Linked DNA regions of Mus musculus: region 1 is linked to region 2. The links are chromatin contacts, found by Hi-C or POLR2A ChIA-PET in ENCODE. All regions are on one chromosome and are shown on one strand. Each heading gives the region's core, a stretch centred on a gene start or an enhancer-like site at or near the end of the contact. The rest is flanking DNA. Distances are from core to core; before and after follow the strand shown.

The links. Hi-C counts contacts between places; a loop is a spot of excess contacts on that map. ChIA-PET counts read pairs that join two places held with the same protein, here RNA polymerase II (POLR2A).
Region 1: a map of left cerebral cortex shows a loop between it and region 2 (2.9-fold over the local background). The contact joins the promoter of Tmem64 here to the promoter of Necab1 in region 2. A Hi-C loop is called at or near these places in 1 of 37 maps with a recorded cell type or tissue (left cerebral cortex). POLR2A ChIA-PET finds 5 or more read pairs at or near these places in 2 of 5 experiments (both embryonic stem cell).

The regions. Positions count from the first base shown.
Region 1 is chr4:15,264,051-15,268,781 of GRCm38, forward strand. Tmem64 (transmembrane protein 64) reads left to right here and starts at 1,770. Exons shown (of 3, transcript NM_181401.3): 1 at 1,770-2,699. The coding sequence starts at 1,902. It overlaps Gm51436 (a long non-coding RNA gene), which reads left to right and starts at 2,707. Exons shown (of 2, transcript XR_003955370.1): 1 at 2,707-4,731.
Region 2 is chr4:15,146,380-15,151,317 of GRCm38, forward strand. Necab1 (N-terminal EF-hand calcium binding protein 1) reads right to left here and starts at 2,752. Exons shown (of 13, transcript NM_178617.4): 1 at 2,439-2,752. The coding sequence starts at 2,537.

The DNA.
Region 1 (4,731 bases), core at 520-3,019, 120 kb after region 2:
CAAGCCTCCTTTCCCATTGTAAAATGTAATCTTCATAATTCTACAAGAAATAAATTCTAGTGGCACAAGAGTGGAAACGTCCAGTTACAGTTTACACTGCAGTGGCCAGAGCACTGTGCCCAGTGGACACAGATGGTTATCTTGGATAGGCATGTGCTGCATAAATATGGGTGAACTGATCCAAGACTGGCCTGTGCAGAGCGCTGGCAGCCCAAGAGCTGGCTCAGAGCTAAGGGCTCCGCATCTGGATTTTAGTCTGCAATGTGAACTGGAAGCGAACACAAGGCTTCTGTACGGTATGGGAGTAAATGACAGAGCAGAAACGGAAATAGGAGTGCCTAGATGATGATGATGATCATCATCATAAAATATTAAGTAATATTTCGGCAGTCTTTCGGATTCTCTTCACAAGGTCCAAGTAGCATATTGATGCCTCAAGGTTTAATTTCTCAGACTTATTCTCATTCACACCAGTCAGAAGTGATGATATCACAGTGCCCTGATAATATAACTCTCACATGTCCGTGGTTTTTCTTCTCACTCATTTATATACTTCCATCAAGAAGTAACTGGGATTCTTACTCTTCACTCTGTGGAACACCAATAATTGACAATGGCAAAGAGAGAAAGGATTTTGGAAGGTTCCTAAAGCATCTAAAAGCTAGTCACAAGTCACTTGGCAGAATATATCGTGGAGACTGACCCAAACACGAGGCCTGGACATAGAAGTCAGCCTACTATGACCGAGTAGAGAATACAGGGAATATTTAGTACACCTACTACTATTCAGTCATCCATAACCATGGTCTTAACGGTTGCCTGTGTATCAATGTCAAAATTTCTAGGAGTGATAATTCATGTCAACGCCATATTCCTATTTTCAAACATCCACTGGAATGCCACTTTTGGGTGGATATCATGGACATCTCAACTCTGATGCATCAACTTCATTTGTACATAGTTGTAATATTTTCCTTAAGTCAATGGCTTTCTTCTATCTACTATCTCAGATAAGAACTCTAGCTAACATCTTTGATTCCTTACCTTGCTCTCCTAGCACTGGGTCAGTCATAAGTCTATACATAGCTCGTGAAAGGGCTGGTAACAGCAACCCTTTTTATAAAGGTCTTTTGAGGAATCTTTTCCACTCTACGCAGCACAGTGCTTGGCATTCAGGAAAGGACTAGGGTCTAGAAGGCACATTCTCTGAAGAGTGGCTCTTCACAACCAATTCCCTGGGCTCCTAAACAACCGAGTTATCTAGAAGCCACTGGGAGACTTTGCTCTCTGGGATGGTACAATTATCCTCCTACGAACAGATAAGAACTCCTCCCCTAAAGTCGCCAGACAGCTTTTGGGGGAGAGCGACACCCCACTGCTGGTTTGCAGGAAAGGTCAATCAGAAGCCAAAGAGAGGCACTTGGCAAGAGTCCCAGCAGCTGCGGCCAAGGGTCTTTGACACGCAGGCACGCGCGCGCCCGTGGAAGCTGAGAGCGCGCAGCCCCGGGTCCCCTTTCCGCTTCCCGTGGCCTCCCTCCGCCTCACTCTTCTGCCCCGGGCAGCCGAGGCCTCCGTTGCCTGAGAGACGCGGGTACCTCGCCACTCATCCGCAGCACCAGCCGGGCGTCACGGGGGCGTGACCGACCACCCAGCTATGTCTCCGCCCCCTCTGCGCGTGCCCCGCCCCTCGGGCCCAAGGGGGCGGGCTCTGCGGGCGCGGGGTCCAGACTCGACCGACTCCCGGCGGGACCGCGTCTCGACCGCCGCTGCCGCCCTTCTCCGGCCGTTCCCTCCCCGCGAGAGGACGCAGGGAGCCGAGGCCTGGCGTGCGGGGTGCCATGGAAGGCCGCAGGCGGGGGGACGCGGCGGGAGTGGAGACACTGGCCGGCTGAGGCCGAGGCATGCGGAACCCCGGTGGGAGCCTGCCCCACACGCTGCCCCGGGCCTTGCAGCACGCCGGTCGGACGGGAGTCGTGGAGCAGCCGGGCCGCTGGGCACCGGAGCGGACAGCGGGAGGGGACCGCTCGGAGGACCGCCTTCCCCGCGGGGGCGGGGCCAGCGCGGCGGCGGCTGCTGCTGCGGCGGCGGCCTCGGGCGCCCTGCTCGGCGCCTATCTGGAGCGCCACGGTCTGCCCGCGGCCTCGGACTTGCCGGCGCCGGCCGGGGCGTTGGCAGGCGGCCCCGGGAGCGGCGGCGGCGTGGTGGTCGGGGTGGCCGAGGTGAGAAACTGGCGCTGCTGCTGCCTCGGCAGCACCTGTTGGTGCCGGAGCCTCGTGCTGGTGTGCGTGCTGGCCGCCCTGTGCTTCGCTTCCCTGGCCCTGGTCCGCCGCTACCTGCAGCACCTCCTGCTCTGGGTGGAGAGCCTCGACTCGCTGCTCGGTGTCCTGCTCTTCGTCGTGGGCTTCATCGTGGTCTCCTTCCCCTGCGGTTGGGGCTACATCGTGCTTAATGTGGCGGCCGGCTACCTGTACGGCTTCGTGCTAGGCATGGGGCTCATGGTGGTGGGCGTCCTCATTGGCACCTTTATCGCTCATGTGGTCTGCAAGCGGCTACTCACCGCCTGGGTGGCTGCCAGGATCCAGAACAGCGACAAGCTGAGCGCCGTTATCCGCGTCGTGGAGGGAGGAAGCGGCCTGAAGGTGGTGGCGCTGGCCCGGCTGACTCCCATACCTTTTGGGCTTCAGAATGCAGTGTTTTCGGTAAGTGGGGTCCCCCTGGCCCCTCCTTCTCGTGCTCTCTCCAAATTTGTCTTTTAGAGGCCTTGTGACCACCCTAGGAGGCGCTCTGTATGACAGAAGAGTCATTGACATTTTTATGGCACCCTGAAAAAAATTACACTACAAATTCATATAACACAGCCCCTTGGAAGACCTGATAAAGAACTATCCCCCCCCCCCCCCCCCGTGCGTGTGTTTGTGTATGAGTTTGATAAAAAAAAAGTACTTTGGTAGCTCTTGAGCCATAAAGCTTTGTGACTTGACTTCCCCAGCTTTCTCTCTGCCCTGCATAAATGCAGCAGGGTTCAGATTCAGGTTTCTGGTTATATTGGAGCATGGATCGCTTTTGTTTTTAACAGTGGAGGAGGAGACAGCAGTAGACCCCAAGTTCTTGGAGTTTCCTAAATTTGTAGTAAGCTTCTTAAAAGTAGTTTGCTGTCTTGGAAAAGCTGAGAATCCTGTTTATCTTTGTTTAGAACTCTATTTGAAGTCACCTGGGTGGTTCATAAAAACAAAATGAGCACCGGCTCTTCTTACACACATTATCTAAAGACTCTTGCACTTATGGTCAGAGGTTTAGTTTATTCTGTGTAGGCTTCTATAGCGAGGATGCACCTGAGTTAAAGGTATAAATCATTGCTGGTGAGGTGGCAACCACTTGATGGGAACTTTATGGCCTTAGGACAAATTATGAAACCTAATCCGACTATGTTTTGTTTTCTAGCCCAGGCTATCCTAGAACTCACTGAGTAGCTCAGGCTGACCCTAGACTGGCAGTGATTCTCCTGCCTCAACCTCCCTTAGTGCTGTATTACAAACATGAATCCCCATGCCCAGCTTTGACTTTCCAGAAAAAAGACTGAATGGGTTTCCCACATTCAGTGATTGCACATTAGAGTTCATACCTGAGATTCCCAGGTATGCACCCGTCAACTGAAAGGAAACTGCATGTATTGAGAGATAGCAGTAAGTTTGGCCTCAGCCTTTCTCAGCTTTTATTGTTTCATGTTGTGAAATATGAACATAAACTTTGATCAGCCTTATAATAGATCAGCTGTACCAAGGCTTGGAAATATGATGGAGGATTAGGAGCATGTATAGTTTTAATTCTGGTGGTGTGATCTGTCTCTGGCACAACCTGCATCTTTTCTTGTCTACATAGTATGTGACAACTGCTATTCTAGGCTCTCTCCAGGTATCTTCCATTCTTCAGCTGGTACACATGACTTCCAATAGTTGTTGCCTACAACAGATGAGAAGACTATGCTGGTAGTCTGCTGTCCTGTCTTAGGCGTCTGCTGACCTTGGCTAAGGTGTCTTGTTCTTTCTGCACCTTAATTTGTTTGCAAAGTGAGGAAAGTATTGGGCCTGGCCTGTTAGGCTACTGGGATTACATGTGATATATATGTAAGAGTCTGACTTGCATTTCAGTGTTTATCTACTGTTTGCTCTTTATGTTGTAATCACCTATGGTCGTCTCGGAAGTAAATAAGTGGTAGAGCCAGACTTTGACCTATGGCTTAGACAGAGCCTCAGCCTGTGGCCCTCTCTGTTTCTTCATGGAATATTTATTAGCTAGTAAAGTCATGGATATTGAGGAAGATATATACTGATTACAACTTTTTCCTTTCCTAATGTCTCGTATATATTAAATTCATAAGAAGTACTATACTACTGCAAATAGTTTGAGGTTACTCAGTTTGTAGTTGAGTTTAACAGGGGTCAGGAGCCTTTCATTTTGGCATTACTGGATCAGGAGAAAAAAATAAAAAATTCTATTACAGGAGGATATTGTTACCATTTTAGATAGAAGAAAACAAAGCCTCATTTATTTATCTTGGAACTTTTAGAGTCACCTGCCGAGGCAGAACTGCAGTTGCAACATGTAATCAGCTGATGCAGTGTGTGTTTCTATACAGTTCTCAAACACAAACAGGCAGGATAGGTCAGGAAGCCACTGGATATGGTCTGTTGATTCACATCCTCCTCGGCTGTCTTCTCGCAGGAGAGGCCC
Region 2 (4,938 bases), core at 1,502-4,001:
CAAATTGGAAATTAGCCTGTGAGGAGCAGGAGTCCCCAGTGGTCTCTTATCATTTCAGATCTAGAAGAGGAAGAATATACCACCCGTTCCTTGTGTTGATCTGAGTAGATTTCAAAAAGCAATCATTCTTAGCAGTGCTACTAGAATATACTAAATCTAATCAAATCAAATGATGTATTTATGTTTCACATTGTGTTGTTGCTAAAACCGACAGGATCCAGAAATGAATAATTCAGAGGTCTCTAAATAACCAACCCTTTTTTCATGTCACACAATTCACCAGAGTGTTACATTTTTTCACAAAATAACTCAGGAATGTGTAAACAACATATTTTCTATCCAAGAAAAAAGAACCCAACTGCAGTTAATCTTTTTTTAAAGCTATGTTTCAAAGAAAAACAGGCATGTTAACGCCTCTCTTGTGGAATCAGGTTTTTTGGTTTTTGTTTTTCTGGGTTTTTTTGTTTTTGTATTTTCCAATTCTGGAACTAGACTTAAGAAGGTAAGGGAGCCAGCCCTGTTTATAGATGAAAGCTCCATCAGGACAGGGAACTTACATTAAAAGAACTTGGGAACAACTGCACCTACATAATAAGATGAGATTTAAAATTTTGCTTTTAATAACCTGCTGTTGAACACGTGAGCTTAGAATGGTAAGTCTGTCGGGTGGCTTTCTTTGCTCTTTCATAGTCTCTATACATTCCTCAGCAGAGAATCTCCAGGATTTGTTAGAGGCAATAAGATAAAAGCACGGGTAGTGCTCAGTGTCCTCAGAGGGCAGAGCACAGATTAGGCACAAAAGGACAGAGGTCCCACTTGACCTCAGGACTAACTTCTTGGCAGATTGGTTTTCTTCCTCATAATAGTCTGGATGAGCAAGGTCCTGATTCCCTCCTGATCCTGGGGATTGCACACTCATGTGTGCAGCCCTGTCTTTACAATGACCCAACCTAGTTCCTGGAGGCAGGGCATGAAGAAATAATTAGAGCATAGACTGAACCATTGCAGAGATTTAAAAGAAAAAAAAAAAACCTACAACAATGTGTTGCAGTAAAAAGTGGAAATCATGTTTTCATGGGGAGAAAATGGTTGGCCCCCAAAGCCTGAATCCTGTGTTGGCACTGCATGGTGATGTGGGGAGAAGGCTGCCTGGAGGTGGGGTTGAAGCTTCGATTAAGTCTTACACAAGTTTTAATTATTGATATAAATTTCTCAGCCAATTTTTTAAAAAGTCTAGATAATTCCTTCACGACAAATCAAAGACTCCTTGCCCCTCCCCCATTATCTTCAAAATCCCTGACTGGCCATTATGATAGTTGATGTCCTCACATTTTCATTTTTCATACTCAAGTGTATTTAGCCTCTGGCCCACCTCCTTCATGCTTGGACTTTAATAAGGAGTGATGGCTTAGAGAAGGGGAGGGGCAGGGACAAACGAGGCTCCTTTGCATGCTTTGCCCATTTTCCATCATGCTAAAAAAGGAGCGGCTAGAACTGTCCCCACTGAGCAAGCCAGACACTACCTGGGGGAACAGAGTGAATTTTACATGTGAACAGCAGCTAGAAGAGCCAGAACCCAGAAGGCAAGCAACCCAGGAACAGGAAAGCCAGGAAACAAAACAAGGCAGCCGGGTGAGAAACAAACATTAGGGACAAAGCGAAGCGGAATCTAGGAGCAAATTAAATCTAAAACTGAGAGAGAAAGAGGGGGGGGGGGAGAGAGATTACAGCATAAGGAGACAAAATAGCACGGAAAGAATGGTCAGGCTAGAGATGCGAAGCAAGGAAGTCAATTCCCAAGCAAGGAATGGGACCATAGGGAAAACCATCAAAAGCTAGAAGAGAAGGTTAATGATAGTAATTACAACTTAGGCAGGGCAGGTGGTGGTGGTGGGGAGAATAATAGGGAAGGCAGCGGGCACCAAAAGAGAAAAAAAAATCATTATGATAAAAGAGACCTTGGCTTCTGTTGTAAAATAAGAAAACGAATACGTTCAAAGAAATTGTTTTTGAAGGTAGCTGGGAGTAGCTGGAGGGGCATCACAATGTCTAAGGCTTCCGTCAGCGCTCCCAGCACAAGGGAGAGAGAGTGCCTGCCAGTAAATTGGGCAGCAGGGATGAGACCGGAATCAAGTCCTACACTGCTCAATGGGAGACTCTCCATTCCGGGCAGAAGCCCTAGGTTCTGGGAAGTCGAACTTTGGGGGCTCCTTAAAGCTTATAATCAAAGCTGCAGGTCTGGGACAGCTCTTTACAAGTTGGGTGGCAGTCCTTTCTCTTGCATTTATTTGCCTAGGGTCCTCTGGGGAACAGCAGATAGGAGATAGTTTGAGTGGAGGTCTGATAGCAATGCCAGCAGCCAACCGCTGCTCCTGACCCCTCCCCTCTCACAGAGGTGATGCCTAATGCGCCCACCTAACTACTTCAGCTATACTTACGTCGAGGAAGATGGACATGCCCTTGGACAGTTGCAGGGTAGAGCTGAGCTCTTCCGAGGAGTTGTTGGAGGAAGGCGAAGTCTCCCGGGAATCCTCCATCCTCAGCGGTCCTGGCGCTGGCGGGCAGACTGGGCGGGATGCAAAGGCTCTGACCTGGTGCTGTCTCAGCTGCTGCCTCCCCGCGCCGCGCCACCAGGGTCGGATGCAAGTGGGTGTTCGCTCTGAGCGCGCGCCTCCCTCTGCTCTGCGCGGACTCTCCTCCCTCTCCCGCCTCTAGGCTTCAGCACGCTAGCTCTCGCCGCCCCCTTCCCGTGGCTGACTGCACCTCACTGGGGATCCGACTTAGCAACACTGTAACTCCCCTTGCCAGTGAGCATTCCCTGGCCTTGACAAGCCCTTAGTCACTTGCCAGAGGTAACCTTCTGGACCCTGCCCACCACACCGCACTTTACATGACAGAGCAGATCAAGCTTTGTCCTGAGCATCAGAGGGGGGTGGGGTGGGGGGGTGGGGGGGTCAGAAGCACTGAGGGAAAACCATGAGTGGGAAGAAGGAATCGAGTTTTGCCTACTCCATCCTTGATGGAAACAGAACTCTGTGCCCCCCTCACTCCTCCCCACGCCCAACCTGGTTTCTGGATTCTGTCCTGGAAGGGATAGCTAGTTCAGTTTTGGATTAAGGCACTGGGTCTGGCCATCTGCCTTAGTTGCTTTTTTATCTTGTGGTGTAGCAAATTGCTAAATCTTTAAAGCTTAGTGTTTACGAATCGGCAAAACGATCACCAGGGTGGTGCTTAGCTTATAGTTCCACTGCTTGCACACTTGGCACTATCAGGTGTAGGGAGGGAGAGGCAAGCCCGGCACAACACAGACAAAATGTAGGGAGATAACTTGCCTTGCGCCAGTCGTCCTGGCCATGAGCCTTCTTCCAACACCATGGATTCTGGCGTTTCCAACCTCCCTACCTCCCGGCTGCTCTGAATCTACTGTTTACAGAGAGTGAGTTTGCAACTCTGGCTGAACGTTGGACTGTGTGTCACTTAGAGTGTGTGTCAACTTCAAAATGTCCTAACAGATGAATGAATTGTCATTCTTCCTGCAGGCTTTCTTCGTGCCTAGACCTAGAAGATCGTACTTTCTGAGCTGGGGTGCATCAAAGGCTTTTAAGAGCTGCACCCTTCCAATGGTACATTTATTCGTACTCGGAGTTAGGAACTCACTCCCACAAAAGCAAAACAAACAAACAAACAAACAAACAAACAAACAAATTAAGGCCTGAGTTTCACTTCTGGATTCATGTTCAGTTAGCATGTGGTTGTCCCTAGCGTATTTTTCCTCTCTCAAAGCGTCTCAGGCAATCTTTATGAGCCCAGAATTAATAAGCACTTAAAGAAGAAGAGCTACAGAAATTAAGCAAAGGTCAGTGACTTCAGACCTGTAAAGTCCAGGGATAAAACGCAGAGCTTCATTAAGTCTAGAGTCACAAACATGATTAGAGAAGATATTGATTGGAGCTGTGCTTTGAGGACTATTAGTCTTGCATCTTTGTGTATTTATACCTTATTAACTTCGAGTTATCTTATCTGAACAACTAGAATAGATTCTTTCCTCTGACAATTGCTTAGCAAAAAGAAATGAAAAATCATGAAAAAATTCCAGTCAACCCATCAAAGAAATACTGATCATTCAAATCACACAGAAACAAGAGAGATGCTGACAATGAATGTTATCGAGTTTACAAAAGCACCATATTTGTTCCTACTATTGACTGAGGAATATATCTGTGTCAATAAACATAGCCTAAGTCTGGACTCTCTAACTTGTGTGGGTCTCTCTGCCCTCAAATTCAGCCTTGTGAAATATGCTTGTGCTCATCCCATGGAAACAAGCCTAGGTGAAAAAGCAGATTTTCTTAGATTATAAATGAAAAACAGGAAAATAACCTGTCACTAATGTTCAAAACTAGAGAACTAGCTGCAACAGTGCAGTAAAGTGACCCCTGCTCCCTTTGCTGACAATGCATGCCAGCTTGTGTTTCTTCTAAGGAGCTATCAAGAAGGAATGTAGGAAGGCTGGTGGTTAAGCCTAGTGGTTAAGAGTACTTACTGCTCTTGAGAAGACCTGGGTTCAGTTGACTCACAGATGTCTATATCTTCAGTTACCCACATGATGCAATGCATACATCTAGGCAAACACTCATACACATAAAATAAAAATAAATACAAAGAATAAGAAAAGTACGGCGAGTGTGATTGCAAAGCCAGAAAAAGTACTGTCCGTGAAATCCTGGCTGAGTTCAACACCATAGCTCATAAAGATGGGAAGAAAGAATGGACTTCACGGGTCTCCTCTACAGGGACTTCATGACAGCTGTGCCCACACATAAACACAACATAACACACAGATATGTACACACATCATACACACATATACACACACACATACCACATTCATACACATACATGTACCACATATACACACATATGCACACACACATCATA